Linked DNA regions of Homo sapiens: region 2 is linked to region 1. A link is a loop called in an ENCODE intact Hi-C map of the cell type or tissue named here. Cell type or tissue: PC-3. All regions are shown on one strand. Each heading gives the region's core, and the rest is flanking DNA. Links, peaks and the distances in the headings are about the cores only.

The links. A loop is a pair of places that touch in the nucleus more often than their neighbours do. Peaks named below come from ENCODE experiments on the same cell type or tissue, not always from the same donor. Only the 100,000 strongest peaks of a DNase experiment are listed, where the experiment ranks them.
Region 2: a loop joins it to region 1, with 4 times the contacts of the local background. A loop is called at or near these places in 2 of 110 quality-filtered maps.

The regions. Positions count from the first base shown.
Region 1 is chr10:77,580,352-77,586,167 of GRCh38, forward strand. The region is part of intron 1 of KCNMA1 (potassium calcium-activated channel subfamily M alpha 1); the gene reads right to left. Among named protein-coding and RNA genes, the nearest start is that of KCNMA1, 55 kb to the right of the region's middle. In PC-3, for the core only: no CTCF peak of the experiment used is centred there; DNase peaks (open chromatin) are centred at 2,560 and 3,390; H3K4me3 peaks cover 559 bases; H3K27ac peaks cover 2,874 bases.
Region 2 is chr10:77,171,015-77,176,830 of GRCh38, forward strand. All of the region lies in intron 5 of KCNMA1 (potassium calcium-activated channel subfamily M alpha 1), which reads right to left. Among named protein-coding and RNA genes, the nearest start is that of KCNMA1-AS2, 33 kb to the left of the region's middle. In PC-3, for the core only: a CTCF peak has its summit at 3,031 (motif pointing right); a DNase peak (open chromatin) is centred at 3,057.

The DNA of each region.
Region 1 (5,816 bases), core at 584-4,583:
GCCTGGACAACAGAGGGAGACTCCATCTCAAAAAAAAAAAAAAAAAGAAATGTCTTTATTTTCAGAAATGCAAACTAAAATCTCTAGGGATGAAATCCTGTGATATTGGTAACTGACTTTCAACATATTTCAGCAAATAAAAAATGAACGCATCAAAAACAGCTCCAATCTCTACTGCCTTCCTCCTGGCCCATGACTTGGGAAATGCAGGGCAGGGTCAGCCTGCCCCAGGATCCCACACACACTTCTAGGAGGTAGGTGTCTCTGGATCCATGTGGCCTGTGCATGTGATGAGGGGCCTCTTGCTCCTGCAGAAGAGCCATCTGTGCTTTGCAAAAGAGGTCAGAGTCCCAAGCCATAGCAGCCAAGGGCAGAGACCAAAGTCCAGACCTGTTCCTGAAGCTAAACCACTGTTGCAGGTACCTTTGCTCTCCGTGATCTTTTGCCAATGACCCAAAAAGAAGCTGTGAATTTCTGACCCTGCACTCATAAATGCTGGTGTCCATCAAGCCCTTACCATGTGGCCCAATACTTTATATGCATTATTATCTTTCCTAAACTTCACAACAAGCCTATGGGAAATATACTATTTTCTCCACTTTGCAGATGAGGAAACTGAGGCTTAGAGTACAACCTGTGCCATCATACAGGTCCCCACACCTGGGAAGAATCCATGCTTGGCTTAATGCTCTGCTATCACCATCATAAAATTCTTCATACATTTTATAGGAACCCTACATTCGCATTCTGCACAGGACCCTGCAAGTTACATAGCCAATCTCACTCAGGTCTCACGGCTCACTGGTGGTGACATCAGGGGTAATGCAGGCAGTAGGACTCCAGCACCTGCCTGCCATCCATGACAGTGTTAGAAATTTCATGTAAGTGGCTATTTGATTCCAGGCTGCTAAAAGCCAAAGCCAGGACAGACACCAGGCTCTGTTTGATACCCAATTCTCAACACTTTTTTTTTTTTGAGACAGAGTCTCGCTCTGTCACCCAGGCAGAGTGCAGTGGCGTGATCTCGGCTCACTGTAACCTCTGCCTCCCGGGTTCACGGCATTCTCCTGCCTCAGCCTCAGTAGCTGGGACTACAGGTGCCCGCCACCACGCCTGTTTAATTTTTTGTATTTTTAGTAGAGATGGGGTTTCACCGTGTTAGCCAGGATGGTCTCGATCTCCTGACCTAGTGATCCACCCACCTCAGCCTCCCAAAGTGCTGGGATTACAGGCGTGAGCCACCACACCCAGCCCCAATTCTGGACTCTTAACTCAGGCAGGACAAACAGTTGGTGGCCTGGGCCCACCCAACTGCCGTGCTCAGTTGCCTTACTCCCTCCACTCTCAGCCTCCTTGAGAAGCACCTTTCCTCTCTCGGCCACTTCTGTTTCCTCCACAGTGACCTTGGAACGGTGACTAGGAGTGCTGCAGGTGGTGGCCTTAGAAGGACAGGGGCCAGCCCAGTCCCACTCTCCGGCTGTCACTGAAGAAGCACATGCTCCTCAATGGAGGAAGACAGCTTCAAAGAGCATCTGAGTTTTAGGAAGGGTAGGAGACAGCTGGAACAGAGGCCGATTCTGCCAGCTGTCATCGGTCTCTGATCTCCTGGCAAGAAAGCTGGCCATAGAGTAAAACCTCTTTTTAAAAATTCAGCAAACCAGGAGACATACCCTCAGGGTGTAGCTCTGAGGTTCCAATATACATATTTTCCCAGGGCTGAGAAGACTGGAAATTTCTCCAGCAAGATCAAATGCAATGCATCTCAACCCAGACCCACCAGGGCAAAAGCAGAATCTGTCCCCGAAGGTCAACGACATCATCACTGACATTGAGTCTAGCTCAGGCTCTGGAGCTGGTCTGCCTGGGCTTGAATCCTAGCTCTGATGCTCGCTAGCTGATTGGCCTTGGCAAGTTATTTAACCTCTTCATATCTTTGTTTCTTCCTCTGTAAAACAGAAATAATGATGCCTGCATCAGGGTTATTATGAGGCATAAACAACTTAATATATGTGGAAGAGGAGCTTAATAATTGCTAGTGATTAAAGTTGATATCATCATTTTCAAGCTCTGCTTAGGGACCTGAAGAAATGCTCATTCCCTACCTAATGCAAGCGGGGCTTAAAACCTAGATGACGGGTTGATGGGTGCAGCAAACCACCATGGCACGTGTATACCTATGTAACAAACCTGCATGTTCTGCACCTGTATCCCAGAACTTAAAGTAAAATTTTTAAAAAATGTTCATTCCCCCGGAAGTAGCCCCAACCTTGCCATGCCCTAAATCCGCTGCTCTAAAATCCCTAACACAAGCAAGAAGTATTGCCTCTTCTTGACCAACTGCAAGGAAGTGCCTGCTTCTCCAGGACACCTACAAGGGCAGCTCACAGAGCCATGCCCCTCGGGGGACTTCTTGACCTTGGTGGTGGAGGCCTTGGCAGACGCTCAGGTGTTTGGTTCCATATTTGCTTCCAGATAAGACTGTTTAGTAGACATGCAACTGCTTAGCTATGCCCCAAGGCATGGGGCAAGCCACCAGCCAGGGAGGGCCCACTTCCTCTGACTCATCTGCACACATGACAGGCCACCAGCCCCATCCGCCAATAGCAAGGCAAAGCTGACTCAGGCAACATGAGATTACGAGAGCATCTCCCTCCCCTCCTACTTCAGTCCACAGCAATCTGTGCCTCCAACCTTCTTTGTGCTACAAAGATAACTCACTGGTCCAGGATTATCATGGTACCTCTGTGACAGGCTCATCAGCAGGGCTGCTCTTGCCAATCTCTTACTGCTCAGAGCCTGGCCCTTGTAGCTCTGCCTGCTCTTCCCTGGTCCTGAACCTTGCTTCTGCTCCTTGGACTCCCAGGTTGGGCTTCTTCCTGGTCAGTCTTATGCAGGTCTGACCACAACTAGTCCCACTATGAAGCCCATCAGAAATGAGGTCAATGCATCACTGGCCCAGTTTCACAGAAAGATGGACGGGGGCACAAATGGCTGCTGGAATCCAGGTCCTGACAAATAGAGACTTGATAGAGCATGGTTGAATATTTCTCACATAGGGACACAAGTCCAGAAGGCATATGGCATCTCTGAGTACTGGATGTCATACCAGGAGAGTCTCATCTCAAAAGGAGGTGATGATCATGTATTTGGCCTTCAAAGCCCATGCTGCTATAATTTTCTAAGATCTGAAATCTGAGTAATACAACAGCAGTCAGCTTCATGACCAAGAGCCCATCCTTGAGGGAAACTGACTCTTCCTCCTCTGATGAGTGACTTGACTTTCCAGGCAAGTAAAGCAGGATTGAGCTTACTCCTGGGTCTCAGGGTTGCCTCCCTGGCCTGGGGCAGAGCAGATGAAGAGGAAGTGGGTGTTGATTCTTAGTGGTTTGGGGCTTCAACCTTGTCACCTACCTTTCAGGCCTAGCCTCAGTCCTGACTCAACAGGAGAGGCCAACACACCCAACTCCACTTCCTAAAGGCTTTGGTGCCCAACCCCAAGTCCTGATCACTACTCAGGAAGGAAATACAAGGAAATGCCTTCCAGGTAGGAAAGGAGGTATAACCATATGTAGATAAAAAAGGAACTTTCCATTTCTGTAAATTGAAGTCTTATTCACACAAGAGACAGATTGCAGGGGGCTGGATTTATGGGGTAAGATGATTAAATTCTGTGTCCTCTTTCATATGTCATGCTTTATCACGCATTACTAAGGATCTGATTTGGTGGCAATTTGTTGATTTCTTCAGTTCTTAGCTCAGTTACAAAAACGCAGTGAGCAGGACTTGGGTACCCTGCCAGTCAGCTCCTTAGGGTCAGAGAAACACCGTCAGTCCACAGTGCTTTATAACCACCCAACCACCTTAGACGGGGCCTTGGTATTCACTACCCACTCGTCCTCCCCTAGCAACAAGCACCAACAATCCAACATATACGTAAGACTTGTGGGAAGCCCTTATTTGTCTTTATAGCCACAGAATGTGGTACATTTAAGTTGTTCCATAAATGTTTTTGTTTTTGTTTTGAGACTAAGTCTCGCTCTGTTGCCAGGCTGGAGTGCACTGGCGCAATCTCGGCTCACTGCAACCCCTGCCTCCCAGGTTCAAGCAATTCTCCTGCCTCAGCCTCCAGAGTAGCTGGGACTACAGGTGCATGCCACCACGCCCAGCTAATTTTTGTATTTTTAGTAGAGACAGGGAGGGTTTCACCATGTTAGCCAGGGTGGTCTCGATCTCTTGACTTCATGATCTGCCTGCCTCAGCCTCCCAAAGTGCTGGGATTACAGGCATAAGCCACCACGCCTGGCCTTGTTCCATAAATGTTTTTAAAGAAGAACATGCTCCCTGAAATCCAGCCCATACGCCATTCAGTCTCTGACTCTGTCTCTGACAGAGACACTCAAGAGTGAGCTGGGAGAAGGCCTGGCTGTCTGACATCACCTAGGAGGCTGAGGTCTGACCCAGTCTTCCAGACCCTAAGAAGTCTCACAGAGAACCCAGCACTCGGCTGCACTTAAGGCTTCCACAGCACGCTGTTCCAGCATCACCTCCAGCTCCCTATGGGAAGCCCACACACCTGGCCAAGGGACACTGGAGCATGCACTCCCTGCACAGTCCTCTCAGCCACTCTAGCCCTTTGCTCACGTTCTTCTCTGACCCCAGAACAACCTCCCTACCCTTCTCCAAGCTGTCCCTCAAAACCCATTGATCACTTAAGAATCTCCATAGCAGATCTTTTGTACTTGGCATACTGAACTCTGACCACATGCTGGGCAGTTTGCTGGATGACAGGAGTACCAAGAGGACGAAAACACATGCCTGCTCTCAGGCCACTCAGACTATCGGGGGAGGTGAACAGAGGAACAAATGGCTGCAACTCCTGCACAGTCAGACTGGCTGGGGTGAGTCTCAGCCCCACAACGCACTAGCCGGGTGACCTGAAGCAAGTCGCTTAACTTAAAATGTCTGTTTCCTCTTCTCTCATATGAGGACAAGCATGGTACTGATTTCACCAGGCCGTTGTCGCAGTTGTATGAATTAATATAATTAAAGACAACATTTATTTTACTCAAAAATTACTGGAGTAAGAGGAGTGAAGGTAATGCACAAGCTATATTACTTGGTTTTGTACCAAGCTCTTATCAGATTGCTTTCACTAGATTGGTGCCCTGTGCACATGGCAGGCCCTCAAGAAATGTTTGTAACCCTTCCTTGAACATGCTCTGCACTTTACCCAGCTTTTCTGTTCTCATCACCTCTTCAACATTGTTTGTATAAAAATTATGTATTCTGCAAGGATGAGATCAGATGCCACCTCCCCTAATTAGGTTTACATGCTTCATGATTCCCAGACGAACAACTTCCCTGTCTTGTTTTTGGATTTCTCAGGCATCTAAAAACAGGTCCTCACCACCTTCAGTTATACCCATCCATATAGGTATACTATATGCTCCTATCAGACCACAGCTCCTTGAAGACAAATACTGAGATTCATGCATTGTTATTTGGGGCCAAGGCTCTAGCGACAGAACAATTAAAAAGCAGTGCTATTTCTGTAGGGGAGCACTCCAAAACTCCTTTCCAAAACCTTTTTCTCATAAGCCCATGAGCCAGAATGGCTTTCCAGAACCTCATTTTTATCAAAAATAGAAACCAATCTGACCACGCACACTTTATATCAGAGTGAAATGGAACATCCCAAACTTTTATCAACATGCATTTTCTGTTCCCGGTATATAATAAAGGGTCCCAATGTTTATCTAACATTTTTCTGAAATCAGTATGTAACACTCTCCACTTCTGAATCTGATGGGGCACCA
Region 2 (5,816 bases), core at 797-4,796, 410 kb before region 1:
TAGCAAGGTTTACTCTAATACCAGAATCCTGGAAACTTGCATAGCAGCTACAACTAGAATTCAAGTTCAGCCTCACCGTGGGCTGGACCAGCAGATCTCAAAGTGTGGCCCCCAGATCAGCAGCAGCAGCATCACTTGGGAATGTGTTAGCCATGCAGATCCTCAGGCCCCATCCCAGGTGTACTGAATCTGAAACTCTGGGGATGGAACACCCCAAATCTGTAATTTAACCAGACCTCTAGGTGACTCTGGTGCACTCAAAGTTTGAGAACCACTGGTCTATCTAGAATACATAGTGTGCTTGTTCCAAAGCAATTGTCCTTACCACGACCCAAAGAGCCTCACAGAATAGATTTCGGAAAGTACGTGTGCGTGTGTGTGTGTGCGTGTGTGTGTGTGTGTGTGTGTGTGTGTGTGTGTGTGTGTGTTGAAGTTTCTCAGGTATTCAGGTATGTTCCTCTGGTTTAAGAACCACCACTGTGCCAGGCCTCTCAACAGTGGCTGCACAAGTGAAATTATTCAGAGAACTTGAAAACATTCTGGTGACTGAGTTCATCCCCAATTCTCATATGCTTGGTTAGAAATACAGTCTGGCCAGGAGGACGTGTCAGAGTTCCTGGGTGATTCTAACATACTGCCAAGATCATTTAGCCCATAGAAGAATCACCAGGAGAATTTGTTAAAACAGATTCCTCAGCCCTACCTTTCAGAGATTCTCCAGGTTTAGGGTTGAACTCCAACATTTTTATTTCTATTAAGCTCCCAGGCCATGTGCTGGCTTGCAGACCGCACCTCGAGTAGTCCTGCTCTAGGAGAAACATGTTTATATTTTAGATACCTGAAATCTTCTTTGGGCTGGGATGGCCAACTTTCCTCCATCTGTTCCTCCTCTAAATTCCTATAAACTTACTGTTCTTTCTAGAGGACACTCCAATTAAGTTATTAACATCTTATAGAGGCAAGATCTATGTTTTCCCCATCTTTGGGTCACTCCTAGCACCTAGGGATTTGCACACAGTAGGTGTTCAGCTGAATAATGCAGTCGAATCCCTGAGCTGGTTTCAGGTGTTCATTTTCTCCCTATCTGATCTGCTAGCCAGGTCAATCCATTATGGCCCTGGTCTCATGGAAAAGAATCAAGGCATCTATTTTTTGAAGATGATGTGAAGGTAAATATACGTCCAGTCCTAGAGATTTAGGTTGCTGAGGAGGCTGTTCCAATAATACCCCAGATGAAGTACAGCCATCTGGAGAGGTTTTGGCATCCATGCAAACCTACTGCTGAATTCGTTCCTTGAAGACATTCATTTTAGGATGGTATTTCCAATTTGGCATATAACAGAGCCATGCAAATCAATGAGGATTTAGAATCTCTACTTACGGAGGGCATCTTATTTAAAGCGTGTCCCTGACAAAGCAATATCAAGGGAACACAATTGGAAATCTCTTGGAGAGGAGTAATTTCTCTAGAAGCAGTTTTAGCTATAGCAGCGACCGGAACAGCAATGAGCTCCCTGAAATACATCCAAATTTTTAGTATTCCACTTGGCTGGGCTGCCTTCTTCAGAGCCCAATCATAGGGACAGAACTTAATAATGAGTTCATTTTTCTTGTCACACTAGAGCAATTCAGTTGCAATGCTATTCATAAGGTGTATGTTGCCATTGAATTCTTTCTCAAAAAAAAACAAAAAAAAAAAAGCTCAAGCCAAGAGTAGAGCCCCATGTCAGTCTATATGCGCTAACAAAATACCTTAGACTGGGTAATTTATAAACAACAGCAATTGATTGCTCACAGTTCTAAAGGCCGGAATGTCCCAGATCAAGGCGACAACAGATTCAGCATCTGGGGAGGGTTTTTTCTCTGCTCCATAGATGGCACTTTCTTGTTTCCCTGCATGGTGGGAGGGACAAACAGCCTCCCAAGGGCTTCTTTCATAAGGGCACCAATACCATTCCTGAGGGCTCCACCCTCATGATCTAATCATCTCCCAGAGGCCCCATCTCCAACACGACGGCATTGGGATTTCATTTCAACACATACATTTGGGGCAGATACAAACATTCAGACCATAGCAGCCCATAACATCTAGCATGATACTATTTCAACATGGACTAATGGTAAAAACATGGATTGTTTTTATTTATTTGGCTACTTGTATAGAATGGGTCAAGAAGCTCAGAAGAGGGGACTGGTGAACATGGGGGAAAAAAGTAGTTTGGAGGCTGGTAAGTTATTAAAAATGTGTTAACTTGTAGCTTGAGAGACAGCATAGTATCATATCAAGTAACATGGACTTTGGAGGTAGATTGCCTGAGATCAAAGCTGAGCTCTACCATTTACTCACTAGGTGACTCTCAGCAATTTATTTAACCTTCTGAAGCCTCAGTTTCCCCATCTGTAATATGGGCCCCCAAATGACACCTATTTCATAGTACTGTTTGGAAGAGCACTTGAGACAATTATATACTGTATGTACATACACATACATACATATATATACACATATATGTAATATGTGTAATATGAACACATCTAACTTTATTCTAGTTATGGAAGCACTTTTCTTTTGGATTTCTCTTTCTCTCAAACCCCCCAACCCCCACTCTCCTAAGGACACCTGGCCCAAAAAGGGAAATCATACTTTTTCTTTTCTTTATTTCACTATTCTTATTCTAAAGAAACCCACAGACTACAGACAGCAGTTTACTTAGAAGGCTCTGGGCTTCAGGGAATCTAGATGTCCAAGTTGAAAGTCAGCTGCCTGGAACATGGAGTGGGTGACCTCTGGGGGCACTCAGGGGCCCTTCCTTCCAGGCTTCGGGCACTGTCACTGAGAAGCAACTCCCTTGGGGGAGGGGTGCTTTTGGTCATAGCGGTTGAGTCAAGTTATCAGATGTCAAATAGCTTATAGGAGTTCAAAGTGAGCCTATCTCCACCACTGCTAACCACGAACTGCCCATCTGAGCATGATGAAATTGGCCCCCTTCCCCTCTCCCCTTGCTACTTAATTGCTCACAAATCCAGCAAATTGCAGGACCAGCCTCTAGGGGGCACCAGAGACCTTTCCTTTCAGAGCCCAAAATGCCATTTCAGTAGCAGCAGAGTAGTGTGTCCTGGAGCTGGAGCATGGTCCAGTGTCTCTTGTGCTTTTTGGCCTACTGAGTCCTTAAGTATATTTAATTTAATTTGGGTAGGGTGGTAGAGGGTTCCTTTTAACAGTGTATTCATGATTTCTCTAGCATTTCTTCAGGAAAGTTATTTATTTCTTTTAGATATAGAATTTTTACCATTGGTCCATTCACTCAAAATCACTTCAAAAAACATTTGCTAAGCTTCCACTATGTGCAAGAGTGTCCTGGGCATACAAAAAGTAAAAAGCCATGGTGTGTGCTGTCACAGACTCATTCTAGAGCAGCGTGGTCCCACAGAACTGTCTATGATGATGGAATGTTCCACATCTGTGCTGTCCAGCTCCGCAGCCAATGAGCCACATGGGGCTCTTGAGTACCTGAAAAACAGCTGGTAGGATGGAGGAACTGAGCTTTTAAATAGGCAAATGTGGCTAGGAGCTACCATACTGGACAGCACAGTGTATTAGTTTGGTGCAAAAGTAATTGTGGTTTTGGCCATTTTTAAGTGGATTGGTAAGCCTGGCTATTTAAAGTGTGGTCCACAGAGCAGGAGAATCACTACACCTGAGAGCTGGTGGAAATGTAGATCTCTGACGTTAGCATAGGCTTCCTAAATCAGAAACTGCATTCTAACAAGATCTCCTGGTGCTTCTCATGCACAGTAAAGTTTAGAAAGTTAGGAGATGCATACAAGTGGTTCTCATCCTGACTGCACTTCAGACACAACTGAGAAACATTAAAAGAAGCTGAGCCTAGGTCACACCCTCCACCCAGAGATTCTTAGGTTAATGGTTTAAAGGCTTGGCCTGAACATGAAGAGTTTTAAAAGCACTCTGGGGGATTCTAATAAAAATTCGAGAACCATCCCAGCATAAGTCAGTACGGTGGCTCCAAAACTGGAGATCACCAGGAGTGCTTGTTAAAACACAGACTGCTGGCTCCAACTCGCGGTTTCTGATCCCTGGGTCTCGGTTGAGCTCTAAGAACCCTCATGTGTAACAAGTCCCCAGTAACGCTGATGCTGCTGATCCAGGAACCACACTTTGAGAACCACTGGTCTAATCATTTTAAAAGATGGGCTCCAGAATTGGACTAACCTGAGTCTTGGACCTGCCACTTACTTAGACCCTGAACCTCAGTTTCCCAAACTGTAAACTTGGGCTATGAATATTTACTCATCGAGTTATTGTGAATATTAACTCAGAGAATGACTGTGAGATGCTGGGCATAGTGCCTACTTTTAATAAGCAATCAATAACTGTTCCTTACTATCATGATCCTAAGAAGACTCACTCATTCATTCATTCAACAAGTATGAACTATGTGTCAGGCACTGTTCCAGGTACTAGGGACATAGCGAAAAACAAGGGGGCCACAGTCCCTGCCACATTGCTATCATGGAAGCTGCAGTCCTACCTGTCAGTACAAAGCAGGCTGCGTATGGTGCTCCTATAGCACGAATCCTAACAGCACAATACAAAGGTCAGAGAGGAATTCATTCCAATGGATGAGAATGGGAAAGCTGCACACAGGAGCTGGAGTCAGAGCTGTGCCTTAATGGGGAGAAGGATTACAACCTGCAGAGTCAGGGCAGGAACTTACTCATGACCAGGCACAGGGCAGAGACAGCAAGAAGATGCAGCTAGCAGCCTAGTGGAGCTGGGGCAGGAAGTACAGGGAAAGGGGAGGCAGGAGGCAGGGCTGTGCATATGGGGATGCCAACCAGGGTCTGCCTCCACTCTCTGGCCAAACCATACTATTTGTGTTTGTTTAAATCCCAAACACTGAAAATTACTGATGTCAGGAAACTGAAACCAGGCCACAGCTTTCATTCTTGATTATTCTTACCAAATGCAGAGGCCAGTCAACAGAAGGTCCAGAGATTCACAGAATCATCCTGACCCTGCCTGAAGGTGGGGCGGGGCTCTTCAGCCAAGCAGGTGGCCTTGGGCCCAGATGCTCCATTGAAGCAGAGGAACAGAGAGATGCTTGAGACTTCAGCTGAGCCCTGGGTGGGGTAACCATTAAAAGGAAGAGTGGTGTGCTGACCCCATCCACCGCTTCCCTTAGGAAAATGGTGGCCTACCACCACAACTCTTTGGTCTCATTTGGGTTTCTCTGTAAACTCCAGAAAGCAATAAAGCATGATTCCTAAAAAAGAGGGCTACTAGGTGGAGGTTATGCAGACCTAATATGTTCCCCTCAGTCACTGCAGCTGCACAGGAAGGGGCACCCAAACCTCAGAGTAAGTTGCGTAAGAACAACAGACAACAGGCAAGTCTGTCTAGTAACTCACCTGTTCCCATGAAAAGAAAAAAAAATGTCACTCCATGCAAATGAGGGGTGTGGGAGGGTGTTGAGCTTCAATAAGGCTCTCCCCAACGGTCTCCTCCCTAACAGGCTGTAAAATAACATGAAGCATGGCCCCAAAGGGCCGTGAATGACCCCTGGAGCAAAGGACTCCAAAAGGCTCTGCAGAGCTTTTGGCACATCTGAACAGGGGCCCGGATCCCAGCGCACCCTCTTCTGGGCTCTGACTTTGGCAAGTTACTCAACCCCTCAGAGCCTCAGATTCCTCTTTGGAAATAATAATGGGAATAATAATATGCCCCTTTTGGTAGGCAGAACGATGACCCTCAAAGATGTCTGTGTTAATCTTGGGACCTGTGAATATGGTCATCT